2 separate regions of the Homo sapiens genome follow, and region 2 is linked to region 1. Evidence: chromatin loops called from intact Hi-C (ENCODE). Cell type or tissue: gastrocnemius medialis. All regions are shown on one strand. Each heading gives the region's core, and the rest is flanking DNA. Links, peaks and the distances in the headings are about the cores only.

Region 1 (15,991 bases), core at 3,310-11,309:
TTGCATGAAAGAATAATTGCATTTGGCCAGGCGTGGTGGCTCACACCTGTAATCCTAGCACTTTGGGAGGCTGAGGAGGGGGGATCACCTGAGGTCAAGAGTTCAAGAGCAGCCTGGCCAACATGGCGAAACCCTGTCTCTACTAAAAATACAAAAATTAGCCAGGTGCGGTGGCACATACCTGTAATCCCAGCTACTTGGGAAGCTAAGGCAGGAGAATCACTTGAACCCAGGAGGCAGAGGTTGCAGTGAGCTGAGATCATGCCATTGCACTCCAGCCTGGGCTACAGAGTGAGACGCCATCTCCAAAAAAAAAAAAAAAAAAAAAAAAGAATTGATGTAGGCTTTGATAACCTTCCTAACACCCAGCCTTCAGTAGGGATTTCTATGCAGTCTAATCACCCATAAAAACTAATTTGATTGGGAGGCCAACGCAGAAGGATCACTTGAGCCCAAGAGTTTGAGACCAGCCTGCGCAACATAGTGGGACCCCTGCCTCTACAAAAAATATAAAAATTAGCCAGGCAAGGTCATGCATGCCTGTACTCCCAGCTACTCAAGAAGCTGAGGTGAAAGGATTGCTCGAGCCTGAGAGGTCAAGGCTACAGTGAGCTATGATCATGCCACTGTACTTACTCTAGCATGGGTGACAGAGAGAGACTCTGTCTCAAAACAAAAAAAAATTAAAAATTTAAAAAAAATCTTAAAAAAACTAATTCAAAGTAATTTAGGTAGTATACTCAAGTTATTTTACTACCAAGATCCAGGAGGGTGGCCAGGCATCATGGCTCACGCCTGTAATCCCAGCACTTTGGGAAGCAGAGGCAGGTGGATCACAAGGTCACGAGTTCAAGATCAGACTGACCAACATGGTAAAACCCTGACTCTACTAAAAATACAAAAACTAGCCAGGCGTGGTGGCACGCGCCTGTAATCCCAGCTGCTCAGGAGGCTGAGGCAGGAGAATCACTTGAACCCGGGAGGCAGAGGTTGCAGTGAGCTGAGATCACACCACTGCACTCCAGCCTGGGCGACAGAGCAAGACTCCGTCTCAAAAACAAAACAACAACAACAAAAAAGATCCAGGAGGGTAACTAAATAAATTGGCACAATTCTGTAACTTCTAGGTAAATAACTCAGAACATACAGCTCCAGACACTTCAGAATTAGTACAGTATTAGACTGAGCAGAAAACGGATACAGATAATTTTATAGTCACTGAATTCTAACTCCTGAATAAAGTTTGCTCAAATAATCGTTATTTCCTGTATATGGTGACACTGAGCTCAGATGGGTCTCCAAAAGGCCAACCAGGCAGCAAAATTCACAATATCCTAGTGTTAAATCCATTACCCATTCCCAGGCCAGGCGCAGTGGTTCATGCCTATAATCCCAGCATTTTGGGAGGCCAAGATGGGCAGATCACTTGAGGTCAGAAGTTCAAGACCAGCCTGGCCAACATGGAGAAATTTTGTACTAAAAATACAAAAATTAGCCAGGCATGGTGGCGCACCTATAGTCCCAGTTACTTGTGAGGCTGAGGCAGGAGAATAGCTTGAACCGAGGAGGTTGAGGTTGAGGCAGTGAGCCAAGATCGTGCCATTGCACTCCAGCCTGGGTGACAGAGCAAGACTCCATCTCCAATCAATCAATCAAGTCATTACCCATTCCCAGCAGGTGGTGGCTTATCAGTAGTTAGTTGTCTAGATACCCTGTGGCCCAAACCAACTAATCACTTCTTTACATATGAAGACAAAGCACTCAGAGCAGTAAATGGCCTGCAGAAGATCAGACAATACCAATGAAGAACTGTCACATTTACTCCCAAATGAAATGTTTGCAAGACCCAAAAAAGCAAGTAATAGCCCTCCAGCCTCAAAATTATGAACAAATGAATAAGCAACACATTCTCACAACAAAGTGTTGCCTTTAGCAACCTGGAAAAACAAAAGCAGAGATACTGCTTCAGCCAGGATCAGAGGCAGCCATGAAGTCAGAACTCTCATCACACCACTAGTTCCACAGTGAATGATTTCCTGTTATTTCATAAGCAAAGGTTATTCATTTGTTCACTCAACAAACATTTGCCAAGTAGCTACACTGTGCCAGAAATGGTCAGGTGCTGGGATATAAACAAGACAAGCTCCTGCCTTGAAGTAGGTAATAAACTAGGTATGGGAAACACAAAAAAAACACCAAAACATGGTAAAAAGGAATTTGAGGAAAAAATATATAAATAATTTTTTTTAAAAATACCAAAACTTAGCAGGACAGTATGATTATAAAAGCTTGCACAGACTCCAATGTCATACAGAAGAGAGGCATTCTGCTTAACCTGGAGGCAATCAAGGAAGGCTTTTATTAAGAGAAGGTGGTGCCCGAACTCCTGGTTCAAGCCTTAGAGTCGGCCAAGCTGTAGAATAGAGAGCAAAATATCACAGAAGGAATAGCTAAGAATGCTGGGACCTTCAAGGAGTTCACTATAACTGAGCCTCACGTGCCAGAGTAAATGTGGCAGAGGAAAAACTAGAAAGGAAGATAAAGAAGGGGCCAGGTCATAAAGGTCCTTATGAGATGCTGAAGCAGAGACAGGCCAGGGTCTAGATGTTAGAGACCAGAGGTGTATTATTTACTCTTTTTTTTTTTTTTTTTTTGAGATGGAGTTTCGCTCTTGTTGCCTAGGCTGGAGTGCACTAGCACAACCTCTGCTCACCGCAACCTCCGCCTCCTAGGTTCAAGCAATTCTCCTACCTCAGCCTCCCGAGTAGCTGGGATTACAGGCATGCGCCACTATGCCTGGCTAATTTTGTATTTTTAGTAGAGACAGGGTTTCTCCATGTTGGTCAGGCTGGTCTCGAACTCCCAACCTCAGGTGATCCGCCCGCCTTGGCCTGCCAAAGTGCTGGCATTACAGGCGTGAGCCACCGCGCCTGGCCATTACTTACTCTTATCTGGAATTAAAGACCAGCAGAATGGAGGGGGCATTTGACTACAGCAAGACTGCAAGAAATTAGAGACCAGTTATTTCAAGTCACTTCTGGCCTCTACTTATTTTTCTCTTGAATATTAGTGGGACTTTTTTTTTTTCCTGTCTTATTGGGAAAAAATAAAACTGAAAGTTCTATAACTAAGTCTGTTCATCAAAAACATGCCTGAACAGAGTGCTAGATTTTACCAAAGTAGCCCCAATTAAAGAAAATGACAAATCTCTCCTGCATCTGGAGAATTCCTGGCAAAAACACCAAAGCCAGGTCTCTGGTGCCAGCAGAAGAATGCCAGAGAAATGTCCTGATCAGGGGCCATATAGAACACAATGCTGCCTGGTATACTTTAGTGTTCTATCAATGGGAGAGCCCGCTGTTTCCAAACAAGAACATGCCAAACAGTTACCTCCTGGCTTCCCCATACAAACTGTCAGGAAAAAACCTTCTACTGCCAGGAATGACCTTGGACTTTATAGTGTGGACTCCTGCCTACCGGCACTGAATAAAGACAACCTTGGCCAGGCGCGGTGGCTCACACCTGTAACCCCAGCACTTTGGGAGGCCAAGACGGGCGGATCACGAGGTCAGTAGATCGAGACCATCCTGGCTAACACGATGAAACCCCATCTCTACTAAAAATACAAAAAATTAGCCGGGTGTGGTGGCAGGCGCCTGTAGTCCCAGCTACTCGGGAGGCCTGTAATCCCAGGGAGGCTGAGGCGGGAGAATGGCGTGAACCTGGGAGGTGGAGCTTGCAGTGAGCCGAGATCGCACCACTGCACTCCAGACTGGGCAACAGAGCAAGACTCCGTCTCAAAAAAAAAAAAAAGACAACCTCAAAATTTCCTCACCTGTCCAGAGTGCCAACAGGTGCAGACAGCTGCCTTCCTCACCAGACAAGGAAACTTGAATCCTGCACAGCACCACAGTACCCAGCCACATTCCTACTATTAATACTACTGAGATTAGAGGTCCTATATAATAATACACATTAACTACTACTGACAACCAGCACTGACCACCCTCAAAGCTTGAGGCCCTCATCTCCAGTCCTCGATGCAATCTGCAAAGAAGGCTGTATTAGGCCCATTTTACAGATGGAAAAACAAAACCAAACCAAAGCTCAGAGAGGTTAACAGCTTATCAAGGGTCAAAAATTGAGCAAGAAAAAGTGGGAAGACTCCAAAAACCAAGCTCTTCCCATTGTACCAGACATTTCTTCTCTCAGACTTTTTCTAAAGAAATAGAAAACTCTAAGCCTTATTTCCAAGAGTTTCTGAAGTTGATCCATTTAACTAAGAGGTGGCCAAAAACATTTATTTAAGCAATCACCTTGCCTTTAAGGCAACAAATAAACAAGTTTTTATTTTCTTTGATCAAGTGAATAGTCCAGATGGAAAATGAGAGCTATTTTGAAGAATTCATTTATTATTTAAATACCTTGATTTTACATTTCTTCATTTATTTTTGCCCAAGATATATACACAGAGAGATAGACAGCAAAAGGCAGAATTTCATTTTAATAGATCAGAATGAAGAGTAACAAAGCAAAAAACATTCAGATTTACATTATATTTTATGCAGTAAAAATTAAGAAGCAAATGACTTTCAAACAGACTGAGCCTTACCTCAATCTTACTCCTCCTGTTCCAAGGGACAGCACTCCAAGTGATCAGCAGACACTCCCAGCCTACATACAGTGAACCAGACATAGGGGATAAGCAACGCCTTCATGCTCCCAAAACCACAGTGGGAAGGAGTGTGATGGCTTCCTGGGGAATCTGAACACATATAGTATTTGTAAATCACTGCTCGTTGAGACATACACCAAAACAAAATGTTTTACCTGTGGTTTGTCTACAGGAGTACTTAAAATTAACAGGTGTATAAAATAGTGCAAAAATAATCCCATACCAGCATGAACTCACAGTGATAGCTAAACTTTTTCCATGGAGATGTTAAGATAATTAACTGTCACCAGTCAAAATTAATACATTATAAAAACTTTATTCAATGTCTTTACTGATTAAAAGCTTGATATACCTGAATCACTTCTTTCTTCATAGACCTATAACCACCTCTAAACCAGGAACTACCACTAACAAAATGTTAAAAAATATCATCAGCATTTTTGAGGTGCCCAAAGCAGTGCCTGGCAAAATGCAATAAATGTTCGTTTATGAAAGAATGAATGGAGAAAGAGAAAGAATACTACTTTTTTTTTTTTTTTTTTTTTTTGAGTCAGAGTCTCGCTTTGTCGCTGAGGCTGGAGTGCAGTGGCACGATCTCGGCTCATTGTAACCTCTGCCTCCCAGATTCAAGTGATTCTTGTCCCTCTGCCTCCAGAGTAGCTGGGACTACAGGCACATGCCACCCCACCGGCTAATTTTTGTAGTTTTAGTAGAGACAGGGTTTCGCCATGCAGGCTCAATCTCCTGACCTCATGTGATATGCCCGCCTCGACCTCCCAAAGTGTTGGGATTACAGGCGTTAGCCACCACACCCAGCCAAGAAAGAAAGAATACCATTGAAGAAAAATAATTATTTAAAGCTTAAGGAAAAAGATAATGTTTACAATAATGAGAACTATCAGTACAACTACAAACAGAATTACCTAACATTGCACTTGAAAGTTTATACTAGACTCCAGTTAGGCTATATTTCCTACCACTCTAAACTCAGAAGGTACAATGATTCTGATACTGTTTTTGTTCATGTAGGGTTCCCTTTAAACCTCACCTACAGACAACACACCAACTTTTGCCTGAATAATACATACAGAGCTCCGGCCCACAGCTGCAGGCCTCAGAGTTGGAGTTTGCGTACTGTCTTTCAATGATATAGATTGTCACAGGGAGACAGTGTACAGGCCAAATTCATTGAAGATGGATAATACTTCTAGTGAAGACAATGTCCTGTGAGAGTAAACAAGGATGCTGAAATGAGAGTCACTAAGATTTAATAGATTCAACGAACTCACTTCATGGCAGTAAGAGAAGATGAAATTTCATGGATTTAAGGATGGAAAGACCATTTAACAACATAAATGTTAGAGTTTTCTTATCCTTCTTTAGTGTTGCACACATTAAACAATGGTACACAAATTAGTGAAAAGAAGCTTTTAAATTTAGATTTATAAGAATTGGACTGAAAACGCCTGGAACTTACATGTATGATGAAGTCTAAGTTTGTCTATCATTTCAAATAGCCACAGTGCTGAAAAGAAAGTATGAGTCACAATTCAAAAACAACGGAGGAAAGAAAAAAATGAACAGAGAAAAGCTTTGGATCCAAATACCACAAAGAAATTCCTTACTTAAAATGTTGTCAATGACAGTCACCACTCTGACTTGGAGTAAGAAAGGTCCACACTGTCCTCTACGTGGGAACAAACTCATCCAGCCCCACATAACCCTTCCAGTTGCATCCACCTCAATGTTCAGCCACCAATATAGTCAGCCACAATCCCTAGCAAGCAACAGGAATCCTAACAGATCTGAGTCACCCACTCCCACGCAGTAAGAGGTCACTCTCCATCAGGAAGCCCACTCTGCAAAGTTTCCTTGTTCATCTCCCAGGCTGCCACCACCATGACCCACATAAAGCTGATTCTCCAATCTCAGTAGCCTATCAACCCTCCTCTACACTCCCCAAACCACAACTCCCACCGGCCTCACCCTAACGACAAGACAGCTAGCACTACTCACCGTGTGCCACTACTCACTCCTGTGATAAGTTCCTTGCCTGAAAACCACTCCTCGTCAGGGTGCATCAGGGCCCCGGAGGATCCAGCTCTCTGCTTAACTCTCTTGTGCCCAGCTGAGCTCCTGCCTTTCCAGGAACTAATCACCAGTTACCTCAGGGAAGCTAAACTCTCAATGCCTCTTCTGCCCCAGCCCGACCCCAGTCTGCCAAATTCCCAGACCTCAGGAGAGGGGGTCGGGGAGACGCATCCAGATGCGCCTTAGGGATTAGACACACAGAAGCCCCTAAAATTCCAAATACTTTCCCAACCCCACACCGCGCTCTGGTCATCCTCCGGGGCGCCAGCATCCAGAGCCAAAAGCGCAGAGGGGCAACAGTTAAGTCTCCGTGTCCCTACGACTCCCTTCCCCGGCTACGAAATCCTCAAATATCAAGCCACTGAGGCCCCGGGTCGAGGCCCAAGACCCCCGCCAAGCCTCCGGCCACTGGAGTTTCCCGGGTGGGGGACCCCGTGCCCCGAAGGCCCGGGCCGCTGGGTCCATCTAGCTGCCCCGAGCCACTGCATGGCAGGGGCCCAGGCCGCGTCTCCAGTCGGTCCCCATTGTTGCGGGACCCGGCGGCCCCGGCCGGGAGCGAGGAACCGGCACCGGCGTCTCACCTCCTGCGCCGCGGCTCCGGGCCGCGCCGGACCGCGCAGGGCCGAGGGACCTCACGTTCAGCTTCGCCCGCCTAGGCAAAGTCTGCGGCGGCGGAGGCGGGGGCGGCGGCTGAGGCGGGAAGCAGCCGGCCAGGCCCGGGCGCCGCGGGCTGGCTCTGGCCAAGCGTCGGTCTCCACCGGCGGCGGCGCTCGCCAGCCTCCGCTCACGGTCCGCGCCAGAAAGCGTCCCCCTCCCGGCCCGCGCGCCCGACCGCACGGACGGGAACACGCGCCGCGGAGAGGAAAGTTCCGCTGAGAGCCGACTGAAGGCCGTTCCCCTGCGCCGGGTGTACGGCGATTCCTGCCTGGATGGGACCGTTTCTGGAATGAATGCCGCACAGAAATCCCAAGCCAGAAGCTGCCTGAGAATGGTTCTAGGGGTGGGTCCAACGGAATGGTTTTGCACTCGCCAGCCATTTAGCATCTCAATTGAGCCTCAGTTTCTCCTCATTTCTCATTGGGAATAATCTAGGCGGCTTGTTAGGATTGAATGAGGTGATGCGAATACCTAGCTCAGAGATAGGGAGCTCTACACCGGGGTACGATCGTTACTGATCCTGCCAATGCTGCTGCTACTGTTGCCTCCAACATAGGTTGTGCTCAGCCCTCAAGGGCCCTTGAAATTATGCGCATCATGTAACTCTTCTTTTTTCACCCTCGGTCCCCACCTACCATCCTGTTTCCTGTTAAGTGAAGCTGTCTTCAGAATTCCCTGGAAGAGAAGCAGAGGCAAAAGGGGGCTTTCTTGATTGCTGACACTCAGGTGGAGGTTAAGGGTGCAGGTTCTCCTTCCTCAAGTTGGGAATTACTGCCATGTGGCCATGTGGGCTCCAGTTACTGATGGGACTGTAACGGCTCTCTCCACTATAGCCTCAGGTTCTCTTCTCCTCTTCCCAATAAGTGAATGTTGACAAAATGATTTTTTTTTTTTTGAGAAGGAGTTTCGCTCTTGTCGCCCAGGCTGGAGTGCAGTGGCGGGATCTTGGCTCACTGCAACCTCCGCCTCCTGGGTTCAAGCTATTCTCCCGCCTCAGCCTCCCGAGTAGCTGGGATTACAGGCGCCCGCCACCACGCCCCGCTAATTTTTTGCATTTTTAGTAGAGACAGGGTTTCGCCATATTGGGCAGGCGGGTCTCGAACTCCTGACCTCAGGTGATCCTGCCCACCTCTGCCTCCCAAAGTGCTGGGCCACCAGGCGTGAGCCACCACCTCTGGCCGACAAAGTGATGTTTTAAATTACAAAAGTGCATCTTTCTTTGAAGGCTTTGTATTTTACTCATAAAATCAAGAGGATAGCAATTCCTTTCTCGTCCCCACTTTCCTTTTCTTCTAGGCCTTCACACCTCTAAGATACCAGATGCGGTTATTTTTGGAGCTAACTCTTGATGGGAATTTAGATCTGCAGAAGGTGTTCCAAAAAAAATCCTAATTTTCAGGTGTTCTCAAATTTCCCATTTTTACATACCCCCTTGGCTTCTGAGACACATATATGCCTGATTTTTCATTTATATTATTTTCTGGAGGTAATGAAAGGGTTCTGCCTGTCAAAAGGCACTTTGCTATCTAATATGGATCTGTGTCCCCACCCAAATCTCATGTTGAATTGTAATCCCCAATGTTGGAGGTGGGGTCTGGTGGGAAGTAATGGGATCATGGGGGTAGATCCTTCATGAATGGCTTAGCACTGTCCCTTTGGTTCTCTTCTTGTGAGTTCTCACAAGATCTGGTTGTTTAAAAGTGTATGGTGTCGGCTAGGCGCGGTGGCTCATACCTATAATCCCAGCACTTTGGGAGGCCGAGGCAAGTGGATCACCTGAGGTTAGGAGTTTGAGACTAGCCTGGCCAAAATGGCAAAACCCTGTCTCTACTAAAAATGCAAAAATTAGCCAGGCATGATGGTGTGTGTCTGCAATCCCAGCTACTCGGGAGGCTGAGGCAGGAGAATCACTTGAACCCAGGAGGTGGAGATTGCAGTGAGCTGAGATTGTGCCACTGCACTCCAGCCTGGGCAACAGTGAGGCTGTCTTAAAAAAAAAAAGTGTATGGCACCTCCCCCCACTTCTCTTTTCCTCCTACTCCAGCCTTGTGAGGTGCTCGCTCCCCCTTCGCCTTCCACCATGAATGTAAGTTTTCTGAGTCCTCCCCTGAAGCCCAGCAGATGCCAGCATCATGCTTTCTGTACAGCCATGAGCCAATTAAACCTCTTCTTTATAAATTATCCAGTGCCAGGCATTTATTTATAGCAGTGTGAGAACAGACTAATAGAGTGTTCCTTCTGGAAACAGCAGGCTCATGGGTTAGAAAGCAGCACAGTCAAAGCCTCTGGAAGCTTCTCCGCTTCCTCAGGTAAGAGGAACTTCATCCTAGGTTCTTCAGAGGCAAAGAATGCCTCAAAAGCTGGTTCCAGCCAAGTGCAGTGGCACATTTCTGTAGTCCCAGCTTCTCAGAAGGCTGAGGCAGGAGGCTCACTTGAGCCCAGGAAGTCAAGTTCAGCTTGGGCAATATAGCAAGACACTATCTCTTAAAAAAATAAATAAAAATTTTAAAAAGCTAGTTAACTTCTCTCCAGCAGCCTGAGGTCAGATCAGCATTCCGACCCCTCCCAGCTTCATGTCTTGCATTTTACTCATTTGGCCTCTTAGCTGGGACTCTCCGGGTGACACATAGAGCATATTTGGCCTCAGGAGTTGAAACAGGTTCACATGAAAGCCCCAGAGACTACCAAAGAGAGGAGAAAGAAACCAGTCAGGTTGGCCAGATATATTTAAACGCACACACACACACACACACACACACACACACACACTCCTATTGTTAATCCCCCCACCCCCATCCCCTGGCCCCCAATTAAAAGACTTAAGGCACAACCACCAAAACATAGACACTTACCTTTCTCATGTCACTAAAGTAGGAGCCACAAAGGCCAGAGCTAGCTCCCCTGGTGATGGAAGCCTCTTCCATTCCCTCCTCCCAGGATGGCATTGTCCTTCTGTAACATCTGTTTCCCCACCCTTCTAGAAATTCCCTGACTACTTGGATGATGTCATGCCCGCACAACAACCTCTGAGATTCATGGTACCCCAAAATTCACCTGTAGAAAGATTTGGTTCTATTAGGGGAAGTCCCTAGAGTGATTTATGCATACACCTGCCTATTGTTGGCTATACCTTTAAGTGAGTTTAAAAGATCTGGGACTGCCCTTCTGGGATTAGGCAAAATTCACCAGGGACTTGTTGGTTAATCAGAAACCAGAACAAGGTTTTCTTCATCACCATGAAAACACACATGGAAAAACACTCTCTTCATTTTTTTTTTTTTTTTTTTTTTTGAGATGGAGTCTTGCTCTGTCACCCAGGCTGGAGTGCAGTGTCGTGATCTCGGCTCACTGCATCCTCCACCTCCCAGGTTCAAGCCACCCTCTTCATTTTATCTGTTTCACCTCCTGCTTATTCCGTGAGAGTTAGATCAATCCTGCACCCACCAGCCACACTTAATGGCCCCCCCTCACTTCTGAATGCCAAAGCCATGATCACTCTGAACCAGATTCCAAGGTGACAAAGGGTTGTATTGCTTTCTTCAACAGTCATCCCATTCTTGGGATATTTTTACCTTTTCTGCTTGTATACCACTCATCACCCAGATTATAATGTCCTAGGAGATTTTTTAAAAATCGACCCCAGTATCTAATGACGGCCTAGCATAATTGCTACGCCATAAAATTCCCCATTCAGCAACTATTTACTGGGTACCAATATGTACCAGGCACTGGCCAGGCACGGTGGCTCATGCCTGTAATCCCAGCACTTTGGGAGGCCAAGGCGGGCGGATCATGAGGTCAGGAGATCAAGACCATCCTGGCTAACATGGTGAAATCCCGTCTCTACTAAAAATACAAGAATTAGCCAGGCGTGGTGGCGGGCGCCTGTAGTCCCAGCTACTCAGGAGGCTGAGGCAGGAGAATGGCGTGAACCCAGGAGGCAGAACTTGCAGTGAGCCGAGATGACGCCATTGCACTCCAGCCTGGGTGACAGTGCGAGACTCCGTCTCAAAAATAAATAAATAAATAAATAAATAAATAAAAGATGTACCAGGCACTGTACCCAATGCTGGGGAATACTAGTAAGACATGACAGGCATGACCATAAGCATTTTACAGTTATTAACTCATTTAATCCTCACATCAACATTCCACTTCAAAGGTGGAAAAATAAGCTGAGAAGTCAGAAGAGCGATGGGGTTTGAGTGCAGATCATCTAGGTCCAGAGCCCATGCTTATAACCATCCCCAACATGAATGAGGAAGTATGTTCAGAGTTGAGCCTAGAAGAGTGTGGTCTGTAGAATGTGACTAATAGAAACCTATCCTATATGGATGTTCATTCAAATGAACAGATGTTTATTGTTCCCCAGTTGTATTTCAGATGCTGATATGCCCTGGGGAACACAGCACTAAACAGGAGGGAACAGGTCTCTGCCCTCAAGTAGCTTACCTTCTAAACAGGTGAGAAAGACAGTACAAAATAATTGCAAATTCTAATAAGTTCTGAAAACACGAAACAGAGACCAGTATGGGAGAGAGGCTGTTGGAAGAGGGAAGGCATTGGGTAAGACCAACCCAATGAGGTGTCCTGTGAGCTGAATCCTGAATGCCAAGAATGCTAACGAGAACCATGTAAAGTCTCAGGGAAGAAGAATTCTAGGCAGAGGGACCAGAACTTGGGGGCAACATGGTGTGTAGGTGTAGTGAGAAGCCCCAGATAACTGCCCTGTGAAAGATTCTCCCCAGGGCCTGAAAGCTTGAAGGGATGAGTAACTCCTCCCTTCTCAGGCCCAGTCCCAAGGCAAAAGGCCACTTGCGCTAGCAGTGTGCGTCAGCAAGATAGCAGAAGCAGGAAGAGAGCCGGCCGGAAGACACCTACCCAGGCCGGAAGACACCTCCCCTGGCCGGAAGACACGTAACTCTGAAGATCGAGAAAAAGGCCACCCAGGTACCACGTAGCAGTTACGTCAGACTGGGACACTTCCTGTTTACAGGAGACTATAAAACCCCTGCCCCATCCTCACTTGGGGCTGATGCCATTTTAGGCCTCAGCCCGCCTGCACCCAGGCGCTCATTAAAACAGTGTGTTGCTCCACACCGCCTCGTGTTGTCCATTGGCGTGCTCTCGGGGTTTGAACCGATACAAGAACTTTCATCTGGTGCCGAAACCTGGGGCAGGGGTTTTCCGCTCCTCCTAGGCACCACCTCCCAAAAAGCTGAACTCATTGCTGTCACTCAAGCTCTCACTCTAGCAGCCAGACAACAAATTAACATATATTTGGATTCTCGTTATGCGTTCCATGAAGTACACTCACACTCGTCTATCTGGAAAGAACGAGGTTTCCTAACTGCAAAAAACACTCGTGTCATAAATGGCTCTCTCATCAGCAAGCTCCTTCAAGCTGCCAGTCTCCCACAGAAAGTTGCCATCATTCATTGCAGGGGCCACCAAATCCCAGACAATTCTATATCGGCCGGAAATGCTTTAGCAGATCAGGTAGCCAAACAAGTAGCCCTATAACCCATGCAAGGCCAGTTTCTGTCCCTGTCCTTGTTCTCTCCTCTTTCCTCCTCAGAAGAAAAGGAGGACTTCCAGGCCCAGAACCTCCAAAAGCAAGGACCACGGTATGTCAAGGAAGGGCACTTCGTTCTTCCTCACTCTCAAACAATTCCTATCCTCCAAAGTCTCCACAACTCTTTTCATGTCGGTTACAAACCTCTCTTACAACTTCTCCGCCCTATTCTCACTTGTGCTCACCTTTCCAGCCATGTCTGAGAGATTACCCAGTCCTGCTCTATCTGCCACTCAGTGTCACACCCAGGTTCCCTCCAGCCACTGCCTTTTCCTACCCACCAAGCCCAGGGCCAGATACCCGGGCAAGATTGGCAAGTAGATTTCACTCACATGCTGCCCGATAAATGGCTCCGCTATCTTCTAGTCTTTGTACTTTCTCTGGGTGGGTAGAAGCATTCCCAACAACTTCAGAGGGTGCAAATATCATCACACAAACGCTCATCATGCCTATAATTCCCCGTTTTGGACTCCCAACATCCATCTAGTCCAAAAACAGGCCCTCCTTCATCACCTTATCTAAGGTGTCTCCACATCCTGAGGAATAAAGTGGGTTCTCCACATCCTGAGGAATAAAGTGAGTTCTCCACACACCCTACAGGGCTCAATCTTCAGGCAAAGTTTTATTTTATTTTATTTTTATTTTTGGAGATGGAGTCTTGCTCTGTCACCTAGGCTGGAGTGCAGTGGTGTGATCTTGGCTCACTGCAATCTCCGCCTCCCAGGTTCAACCGATTCTCCTGCCTCAGCCTCCTGAGTAGCTGGGACTACAGGCACCCGCCACCATGCCCAGCTAATTTTTGTATTTTTTTAGTAGAGACAGGGTTTCACCATGTTGGCCAGGATGGTCTCAATCTCTTAATCTCATGATCCGCCCGCCTCGGCCTCCCAAAGTGCTGGGATTATAGGCGTGAGCCACCATGCCTGGCCAAGGCAAAGTTGAAAAAGTCAACTCTGTCCTTAAAGCCCAACTCACCAAGCTAGCTCTAGAAACCCATCTGTCGTGGACAAGAAATCTCCCTTTTGCCATCATGAGACCGCAACACCAAAAGCACCCTCTTTTTATAGTCCTTTCGAAATCATGTATGGCCGAACTTTTGTCTTAGGGCCTCCATCCTCACCAGACTCTGAGCCACTCAGGAATTACCTCCCCTCCGTAATCCAGACACGGTCTTTCATCCATGAAGCAGCAAATGAGGCAATGCCTCTCCCTGTCGACACCTCCTTGTCCTCTCAACATAACTGTCTTGCAGGAACAGACGTGTTCATCTGCCAACCTGACCTTCACAAAAAGCTACGACCAAAGTGGACAGGCCCCTACACTGTGATACTCAGCACACCAGCTGCAGTGAGAGTCCAAAGATTCCCCAACTGGATCCATCGCACCAGGGTCAAGCTCATCCCCAAGGCTACGTCTTCCTCCAAAACATTAGCAGCTAAGTGGTCGTCAAGCACAATTTCTCCTACCAAGCTTAAATTAACCAAAAAACTTTCTTAAAACCAAAAACCCCCTAGAAAGTGTAAACATGGAGAAGACTAATTACCTGCTTCCAGAAATGGCCTGTATCTACCCAACCGCTTGCTGTGCCTCACTTCCAACCACAAGTCTTCTTTTTTTTTTTTTTTTTTTGAGATGGAGTCTCGCCCTGTTGCCCAGGCTGGAATGCAGTGATGCTAACTCGGCTCACTGCAACCTCCGCCTCCCAGGTTCAAGCAATTCTCCTTCCTCAGCCTCCCGAGTAGCTGGGATTACAGATGTGTGCCACCACTCCAGGCTAATTTTTTGTATCTTTAGTAGAGATGGAGTTTCACCATGTAGGCCAGCCTGGTCTGGAACTCCTGACCTCATGATCCACCCACCTCGGCCTCCCAAAGTGGTGAGATTACAGGTATGAGCCACTGTGCCTGGCCCCAACCAAAAGTCTTAATACGGAAATATCCCTCATCACAGTCTTAATGCTGTCAGTAGACGCCCTGCTGTCCACAGCAGCCCTCCAAGCTGCCATGAGTGTTATCAGTCTTTCTACTATGGAGGAAAAATCCAACAGTCCTTTACTTACCATACCCATATAGAAAGATCCTGTTATGGAGTCTTAGTCAAAGAATGTGTTGAATCAGGGAAAAGTTATTATAAAGTAAAGCATCTAGGAGTATCTGGCAGTCGTAATGGGGCTATATGCCATTATGCCATAATGGGGCTATATGCCGCAAAGGGAAGCAGTGGCTTTGTTTCACCAAAACTGGACAACGCGGAGTAAACACTCAAGTGCTAGAGGACATAAAGAGAGAACAGATTATAGCCAAAGCAAAAGCTAAAGCCGACAGCTACCCCCCAAAACCACCCATAGTATTTCCACCCCTTTATAAAAAACTACCAGGAGATGTATCCCTTCCCAAGCCAGGAAAAAAACCTGTTTGTAGATCTAGGAGAACGCATCGCACTTACCATGAATGTGTCCAATTGCTGGGTATGCAGGGGAGCCCGTATGAGTGAACAGTGGCCGTGGTATGTCATAGACATTCCCCCTTACTTACTAATATCCCAAAACTACAGCCTCACTTTCACTCCTCAGGAATGCCCGCAGTCCTGAACACTTACCAACCCAGTAAGAGGGATGGTGTGCATATCCCACAAGTGGACTAGTAAAACCCGTTGCACCATAGGTGAAAGCACTTGTCACCAAACCCTAACAGTCAACACCTCCACAGCCAAGTGGTGGCCAAGGTTACCGCACAGAGCCTGGTCTCCCTCTAACTTAAGCTATCTCAATTGTGTTCCATCAAAAAGAGCCTGGAACTGTACAAATACCACTAACCCTTATGCCACATACTCCCGCCTAAGTGCACTATGGAACAATCCTACGAACACCAGCCTACAATGGATTGCCCCTGATGGATTCTTTTGGGTATGTGGAACCCAAGCTTACTCATGGCTACCTTATCACTGGCAAGGTACTTGCTTCCTAGGCACAATTAAACCTGACTACTGACTTC
Region 2 (8,000 bases), core at 1-8,000, 87 kb before region 1:
GTTCAAGCTATTCCCCCTGCCTCAGCCTCCTAGTAGCTGGGATTACAGGCTCACGCCACCACGCCCGGCTAATTTTTTTTTGTATTTTTAGTAGAGACGGGGTTTCACCATGTTGGCCAGACTGGTCTCGAACTCCTGAACTCAGGCAATCCATCTGCCTCAGCCTCCCATAATGCTGGGATTACAGGCGTGAGCCACCGCGCCCAGCCGAGAGGCCACAGTCTTATTCCAGATCTGCTTTTGACCACTGTGTGCACCTAGGGCTTCTTCCTCCTGAAGCAAAGGGCCTTCCCTGCCATGTCCACTGCTTACCAGGGAGGAACTCCAGCGGAACAGTAGGAATAGGGGCTGCATAATCTTTCCTCTGCTGCTCCAGGCGCTTCCTTCTTTCCAACTCTTCTTGCTGTGCTGCTTTGGTAACAGGCTCCAATTGATCCTCCCGGAGTAGCTTTCTAAACATTCACATAAGAGACAGCACTTGGGTTCAATTAAGATTTGGGCAATGTAATGGCAAGCTAAAGAGAGAAATAGCCATTGATGATCTCAGAGTCGAGGCGGGAGAAGGAGAAGCCACATCAGCCCCACCATACCCATGCAAGGAGCAGCATTCAAAAAACAGGATATCAAACTCAGATGGCTCTAGGCTAATACTTTCTATATTATTTAACTCCCCGACCTGCCAACTCATCTCTCCACATAACAGATCAAGAATAAACTAGAGTAATATTTGATTCACAAAGCTGAAAAGCAGTATTAAAAATAGTGTTGTTGGCCAGGTGTGGTGGTTCACGCCTGTAATCCCAGCACTTTGGGAGGCTGAGGCAGGTGGATCACCTGAGGTCAGGAGTTCGAGACCAGTCTGGCTAACACGGCAAAACCCCGTCTCTACTAAAAATACAAAAATTAGCCAGGTGTGGTGGTGCACACCTGTAGTCCCAGCTACTCAGGAGGCTGAGGCAGGAGAATCGCTTGAACCTGGGAGGCAGAGGTTGCAATGAGCCAAGACTGCACCACTGTACTCCAGCCTGGGTGACAGAGTGAGGCTTCATCTCAAGAAAAAAAAATAGTGTTGTCATGTAGAAAAGAAATTAGGATTGGCCGGGCACAGTGGCTCATGCCTGAAATCCCAGCACTTTGGGAGGCGAAGGTGGGCAGTTCACTTGAAGCCAGGAGTTCAAGACCAGTTCAGCCAACGTGGCAAAACCCTGTCTCTACTACAAATACAAAAATTAGCCAGGTGTGGTGGCGGGCACCTATGGTTCCAGCTACTCAGGAGGTTGAAGCACAAGAACCGCTAGAACACGGGAGGTGGGGGTACAGTGAGCCAAGATCACGCCACTGCACTCCAGCCTGGGCAACAGAGAGAGACTTTATCTCAAAAAAAATAAATAAATAAATTAAGAAAAGAAAAGAAACTAGGGTTACAGGGATTCTATATTATTTTCAAACTCAGAGTAATATTTCAAGTTGTCGTTATTTTTTTTTTTAAGTGGAGGCAGGAGGAGAAAAAGATATCATTCATTTCTTTTCAATGGCACGCATTGTTATTTGATGGAAGGAAGAACTGTTGGGGATTTGGATAGTTAAAGAAGTTCACATTTTTGCTCTTAGAAGGAGTCTTGCTTTGGGTCAGACAGTCCTCTACCATTTGAAGTTGACGTCTAAGAAGATGAGAACTCAACTTTATAAAGTCTCCTCTTGTTTTGAGACAAAAGGAAAAATAGAGGAAAAACCGGAAAGTCCAGCTCAGAGCACCCTATCATCTTCGGGCTGCCACCTGGGGCCTCCAGAGAGTAGAAGACCCTCCAGCAGTGGTCAAGGCCTTTCTCATTCTCCCTACAGTCCTCTGAATGCCCAAGTCCAGTGATCCTGAGCTGCACCTTCACTATTAATGAAGACACACACCTGACACTTTTCTCCTTTGGAGAGAGAACTGTCCTTCCCAAATCAGTCTTTTTGCTATTGACAGCCTTAAGATGAAGGTAAAATCTCTATTCCTTTCCCTCTCCTCTTACACAGAGCACAGCTCACCGTATGTTTCTTCTCATGTGGGAGGGCTTCTGAGCTCTCTTCTTTTTGGGGTCCTCGGAGGCTAGGTTCTTGCCTTGGTGGCGCCTAAGCTGCTCTGAAGGCTCAGACTGAGATGAGGTAGTTGAAGTGCACCGCGGCGGCTGCTGCCCATCTTCTCCCAACTGGGCATGCTCAGTGCCACACATGCCTTCCAGGGATGGGTCTGAAAAAACAAGGGGAAAGACATTGCTTTATAGGGGTGAGGGGGAATGAGTCTGGATGACAGACACACCTGGGTTCAAATCTCAACTCAGCAACTTATTAGCTGGTAATCTAAGGCAAATTCTTTATATCTCTCTGAACATCAGTGGATGTATCTACAAAATGAGGATAGTGAGGCCCATACCTCAGAGCTATTGTGAGGACTGCATAGCGTGCATGCCTAGAACCAAGCCTGGCCCAGAGTAAGCCCACAACAAATGATAGCCATCACTATTACTGTAGTTTAGTGCTATGATCAGAGTTAGTAAGTTTCATGGCCTCAGAATGCTCAGAAAGGGACAAACTGAGCAGCTAGGCTCCAAATATAGCTCATACCCAGTGGTATGACTCTAAGCAAGTCCATTCACCTCTCATCTGTCTTAAAGCATTCACTCACTCAAACTTGCCAATCATTTCATGAGGGCTTATGGCAAGCAATATCCTAGACGCTTCAAGGGATATTTGTAAGATTCCTTCCCCTCATGAAGTTTAGAAGGTTTTGTAAGACTCCTTCCCTTCAAGAAGTTTGTGTTCTGCTTAGGGAGACAGGGCATGTACAAACACAGACTCAACATGGCAAGGTGTGCTATATATCACAGGAAGGGCAGATCAACAGATATAAAGAACTTTAAGGTTGAAGACATCACAGGAATTTGAAAGATACTAATACATGTAATGATCATGAAGGAACTATATGGGAGGTAAAATGTGAGTCAGGCCTTGAAAGATAAGCAGAATGTCTAAAGGTAATGCCTTAAAAGATAGTTGGGGGCTGGGCGCGGTGGCTCATGCCTGTAATCCCAACTCTTTGATAGGCTGAGGCGGGAGGATCACCTGAGGTCAGGAGTTCGAGACCAGCCTGGCAAACACGGCAAAACCCAGTCTCTACTAAAAATACAAAAATTAGCCAGGCATGGTGGCGGGCGCCTGTAATCCCAGCTACTCGGGAGGCTAAGGCAGGAGCATCAATTGAACCCAGGAGGCGGAGGTTGCAGTGAGCCAAGATCACACCATTGCACTCCAGCCTGGGCGACATAATGAGACTCCCTCTTAAAAAAAAAAAAAAAAAAAAAAAAAAGATCGTTGGGGGTCCAGGGGATGTCATTTGTAACATCCAATACCAGCAAGGACTGGGGTTGGAGTAGGCGGATCCATGTGCATACCCCTGTCCTCAGCCTGCTGAGTAGCATTCTGTTCACTGGGTAGGCAGGCTTTGAGAGTCACATAGACCACAAGCCTGTCCCCAAATTCATCAGAGCCTCCCAGACACAGGCACTACACAACCAAAAGGTCTTTCCCAAAGGTAACAAGAATTCAGAACTAGAATATAAATGCCAGAACTGAGGTGCTCTAGACAATGCCATTTGGATCTCAGGCAGGAAGGACCCAGGAACTTTGTGGGGTTTTTTTGGTTGTTTTTTTTTGGTGGGGTCGGCGGGGTTGGAGGGCTGGTGGCTTATTGTTTGCTTTTAACTATAGACTTTATTGGGATTTCACCAGTTTTCCATTAATATCCTTTTTTCTGTTACAGGACCCCATCCAGGATACTATGTTGCATTTAGCTGTCATGTCACCTTAGTCTCCTCTAAACTATGGCAGCTTCTCAGTCTATTCTGGTCTCTCATGACCTTTAACACTATTTTTTTTTTGTAAGAGATAGGGTCTTGCTCTGATGCCCAGGCTGCAGTACAGTGGCACAATCATACCTCACTGTAGCCTCAAACTCCTGGACTCAAACGATCTCCCAGCCTCAGCCTCTCAGGTAGCTGGGACTACAGGTGCATGCCATCACACCCAGCTAATTTTTTTTTTCTTTTTTGTAGAGACAAGGTCTCGATATGTTGGCCAGGCTGGTTTCAAACTCCTGGCCTCAAGTGATCCTTCTGCCTCACATTCCCAATGTGCTTGGAGTATAGGCATGAGCCACTGCACCAAGCCTCACCCACTAATTTTAATGTTCATCGGTGGGTCTTACCTAGAGCCAATTATTACTGTGGTATGTTAATGGTGGTTTTCTATTTTCCTCTTTCCTTCTACATTTATTATTTGGAATTTTTCTGTAGGGAAGAATTGTCCTATTTATTGATTGATTGGTTGAGATGGAGTTTCACTCTTGTTGCCCAGGCTGGAATACAATGACACGATCTCAGCTCACCTCAACCTCCGCCTCCCGGGTTCAAGCGATTCTCCTGCCTCAGCCTCCCGAGTAGCTGGGATTACAGGCACGTGCCACCACGCCCAGCTAATTTTGTATTTTTAGTAGAGATGGGGTTTCTCCACGTTGGTCAGGGTGGTCTCGAACTCCCGACCTCAAGTGATCCACCCACTTCAGCCTCCCAAAGTGCTGGGATTACAGGAGTGAGCCACTGTGCCCGGCCTCCCATTTATTTATTCAACTTTTTTTCTATGAGTATGTAGTCAAGTGTCTTTGGGGTAAGAAACATTCAACCTGAGAGCCTTTGGTAAAGAGAGGTGGGGCTGTCATTAAGTCTTGATGAATGAACCTGTAAGCTGATGTTCCCTAGGCCAAAAGAATGATGTACCATGGGTCATCATCCTATGCACTCAGCCACCACTAAGAAATAACATATGGGCTGTCTTACCACTCACTGGCTGAATCAGGGAATTGTGAGTATCCATGTTACTGCTCACCTTCCATAGCTTGGTATGGCCTCCTCCTTGTCATATTACTACTCCAGTTTCCTTATGGTCCCTTTCATGTTGATGCCAGATTCTAGAACAGCATGAAGTTCAAAACTAATGTTTGCCACAAGTTAACATGGCATAGGGGTTCAGTAAGGACACTGGAGCCAGACTGATGGAGTGTGAACTCCAGCTATGCCCGTTATTATATCTTTCTGTTCATGTTTAAAAACGGACTGGAGGAGAACAATTGTAGTAACCTCTAAGGGTTGTGGTGATGATTTTATAAGATAGCCTAAATTAAGAACTAAAACAGGCCAAGTGTGGCTCACGCCTGTAATCCCAGCACTCTGGGAGGCCATGGTCAGGGAATTGCTTGAGCCCAGGAGTTTGAGACCAGCCTGGGCAACATAGCAAAACCCCATCTCTCAAAAAAAAGAAAGAAAATAAACTAAATTAAATTAAAATGAGCATGGTGTCATGCACTTGTGCTTGTAGTCCCAGCTACTCAAGAGGCTAAGGCAGGAGGATTGCTTAAGCTTGGGAGGTGGAGGCTGCAGTGAGCCATGACCACGCCACTCACTGTACTCCAGCCCGGGCAACAGAGCAAGACCCTGTCTAAAAAAAAAAAAAAAAAAACCACACACACCAGAAAGAAAGAACTAAAACAATGTCTGCCACATAGTAAACACTATATTTAAAAAACAAACAAACAAACAAAAAACAGCTGCTGCTTTTACTATGACTACTACTATTCCAGGTATGAGGTATGGATTGTTTTTTACATTACCTCCTTTCTCCCTTATAATAACTCTACGAGACTTTTGCTCCCCTAATTCTAAATATGAGAATTTTTGCTCCCCTAAATTCTTTTTTTTTTTTTTTTTTTTTGTGAGACGGAGTCTCGCTGTGTCACCCAGGCTGGACTGCAGTGTGGCGCAATCTCGGATCACTGTAAGCTCCACCTCCCAGATTCACACCATTCTCCTGCCTCCACCTCCCAAGTAGCTGGGACTACAGGTGCCCACCACCATGCCCGGCTAATTTTTTTTGTATTTTTAGTAGAGATGGGGTTTCACCGTGTTAGCCAGGATGGTCTCGATCTCCTGACCTCGTGATCCACCCGCCTCAGCCTCCCAAAGTGCTGGGATTACAGGCATGAGCCCCCATACCCAGCCTTTGCTCCCCTAATTCTAAATATGAGACATTGAAGCCCTGAGAAGTTATAAATATTTGCCCATGGGTATATAAGAAATAAGCAGAAAAACAGGAGCAGGCAGTTAAAAGTATGAGCTTTGCATTTAGGCAGTACTGGCTTTAAATCCTGTAGCTCTATGTTTATGGATGCAACTTCTCTGAGCCACAGTTCCCACATCTGCAAAATAGGGATGTCAATGGTTATCTTGTGGAAGATACTATTCTTCAAACCCTTATCTGCCTAACTCCGTGGAATTCCATACTCCCAACTACATTGAATGGTCTGGGAGCATGCAAAGCTTGGGGGCCTTGGTCAGACATGCTGAGTGATGACATTTGTGTAGAGAATTCAAATCTCAATTATATTTCCCAATCAAAGATCAGAAATAAGAAAGCAAAGGGGGAAGCAGAAATGACATGTGCAAACTGCATCTTGTTGTCACAAAATGAATGTTTCTTACACACACATACTGCCTCGATGAAATTGTAGACTACACTTTCATGTTAAACCTCTCCACGTGAGACTACTACAAACCAGCCACTGTTGCCTCTCCTGCTCCCTGCTTTCAATTTAGCCCAACACACATATGAACATCTGCTAGGTTCCAGGCCCTGTGCCAAGGCACAGTGGAATAGACCACATGGGGAAACACATATGCTATATGGAAAGTGCCCAAGAGCAGTAACACTTGAGGAAAAAACACCAAATCCAGCCTTACTGGCTGGGCATTGGGGCGCTTCCTTGGGAAGAGCGAGACCTGGGTTTGAAATAACAGAATGGGTAGGCACCAGCTAAAATGAAGGAAGTAAAGCAGCAACAAGAAGGACCTTCCAACCCAACAACCACTTTCCTGTCCCCTTCCTGGAGCTCCTCATCCAAGGGAGACTTAGGTGAGGATCCAAGATCCTTCTCTGGATGCTGGTACAGAAGTCAACCCCTGTCCTGGGTAAGACTACTCCCAACCCTCTCCTTCCTGGCATTCTACTTTCCACTGCCCTGGTGTTTGGGTGGACATGGGAGACTAATGTGATTACTGTAAAAGTGGACAGATGGGTGGGTCTCGCATGTGGATGCCCAGGATGATTCACTCCCCTGCAGCAGCACTGGCAGCAACTTCCTTGGCCCTCAACTGAGAGACGGTTTCGGGTAGACAGCTTTTGCTTTTCAAAAAGCAAAGGAGAAATGGTCAAGAAAGGCATCAGACAAGAAATGCTCATGATGGGACACTGCAATACCATTAACATAAACAAGAGGTTAAAATGTCACACTCCTTTCTCCATTACCACCGGTCTGTAATAGGCCTATTACAAAAAGCCTCCCAAAGAAAGCAGAGGCTAGGGTGGCAAGCAGCACTAGGAATGTACTGCGTGTGTGAGCCTTGGTTCATGGACATGTTCTACCTGCTGAGGAAACAAAGGGCCATTGCTTATGTGCCCAGCCAGACATGAGAACTAAAAGAGAAGTTTCAAAGTAGAGCTCCAAGTGTGACTAGCTACCCTCTCAAATTCACTAACCTCTTCAAACAGTGCTCTCCAATTTCCACCTGAAACATCAGATTTGAGCAAGTTCAGCAATTCCCTGTTTTCCTTTAAAAGAACTATCATTCTTTCTGGCCCTCTACCCCTCCAAAGACCTAACACTTCCACAGCATTTTCACATAATACTGCTGTCAACTTCTTCCTACTTCACAGCCCTGAATTCTTCCCTCCTAAAAGGGGAGGCCATCAAATTCCTCATCCCAAACAGTTGGCTGGGCAGCAGACTCCCCAAGAGAGGATATCTACTGCTAAATGACTACTTCCACCAATACTGCAACTTGGCCTACAACATACCGACTACACTTGAGGCTGGGTTGGCACACTTCAACTTAGTGTTTTGCTGGGTCCTC

The links. Peaks named below come from ENCODE experiments on the same cell type or tissue, not always from the same donor. Only the 100,000 strongest peaks of a DNase experiment are listed, where the experiment ranks them.
Region 2: it touches region 1 in a loop (1.9-fold over the local background); 7 of 110 quality-filtered maps call a loop at or near these places.

The regions. Positions count from the first base shown.
Region 1 is chr3:51,530,272-51,546,262 of GRCh38, reverse strand. It overlaps RAD54L2 (RAD54 like 2), which reads right to left and starts at 7,544. Exons shown (of 23, transcript NM_015106.4): 1 at 7,348-7,544; 2 at 4,613-4,674. LOC105377085 (a long non-coding RNA gene) reads right to left here. Exons shown (of 3, transcript XR_940835.3): 2 at 10,276-10,477; 3 at 9,594-10,104. RefSeq lists enhancers at 1,445-2,086, 6,568-6,657, 7,476-7,770 and a silencer at 7,188-7,587. In gastrocnemius medialis, for the core only: no CTCF peak of the experiment used is centred there; a DNase peak (open chromatin) is centred at 7,602; H3K4me3 peaks cover 2,995 bases; H3K27ac peaks cover 2,328 bases.
Region 2 is chr3:51,621,786-51,629,785 of GRCh38, reverse strand. It overlaps RAD54L2 (RAD54 like 2), which reads right to left. Exons shown (of 23, transcript NM_015106.4): 4 at 2,032-2,233; 5 at 313-452. Among named protein-coding and RNA genes, the nearest start is that of TEX264, 45 kb to the left of the region's middle. In gastrocnemius medialis, for the core only: no CTCF peak of the experiment used is centred there; no DNase peak of the experiment used is centred there; H3K27ac peaks cover 1,283 bases.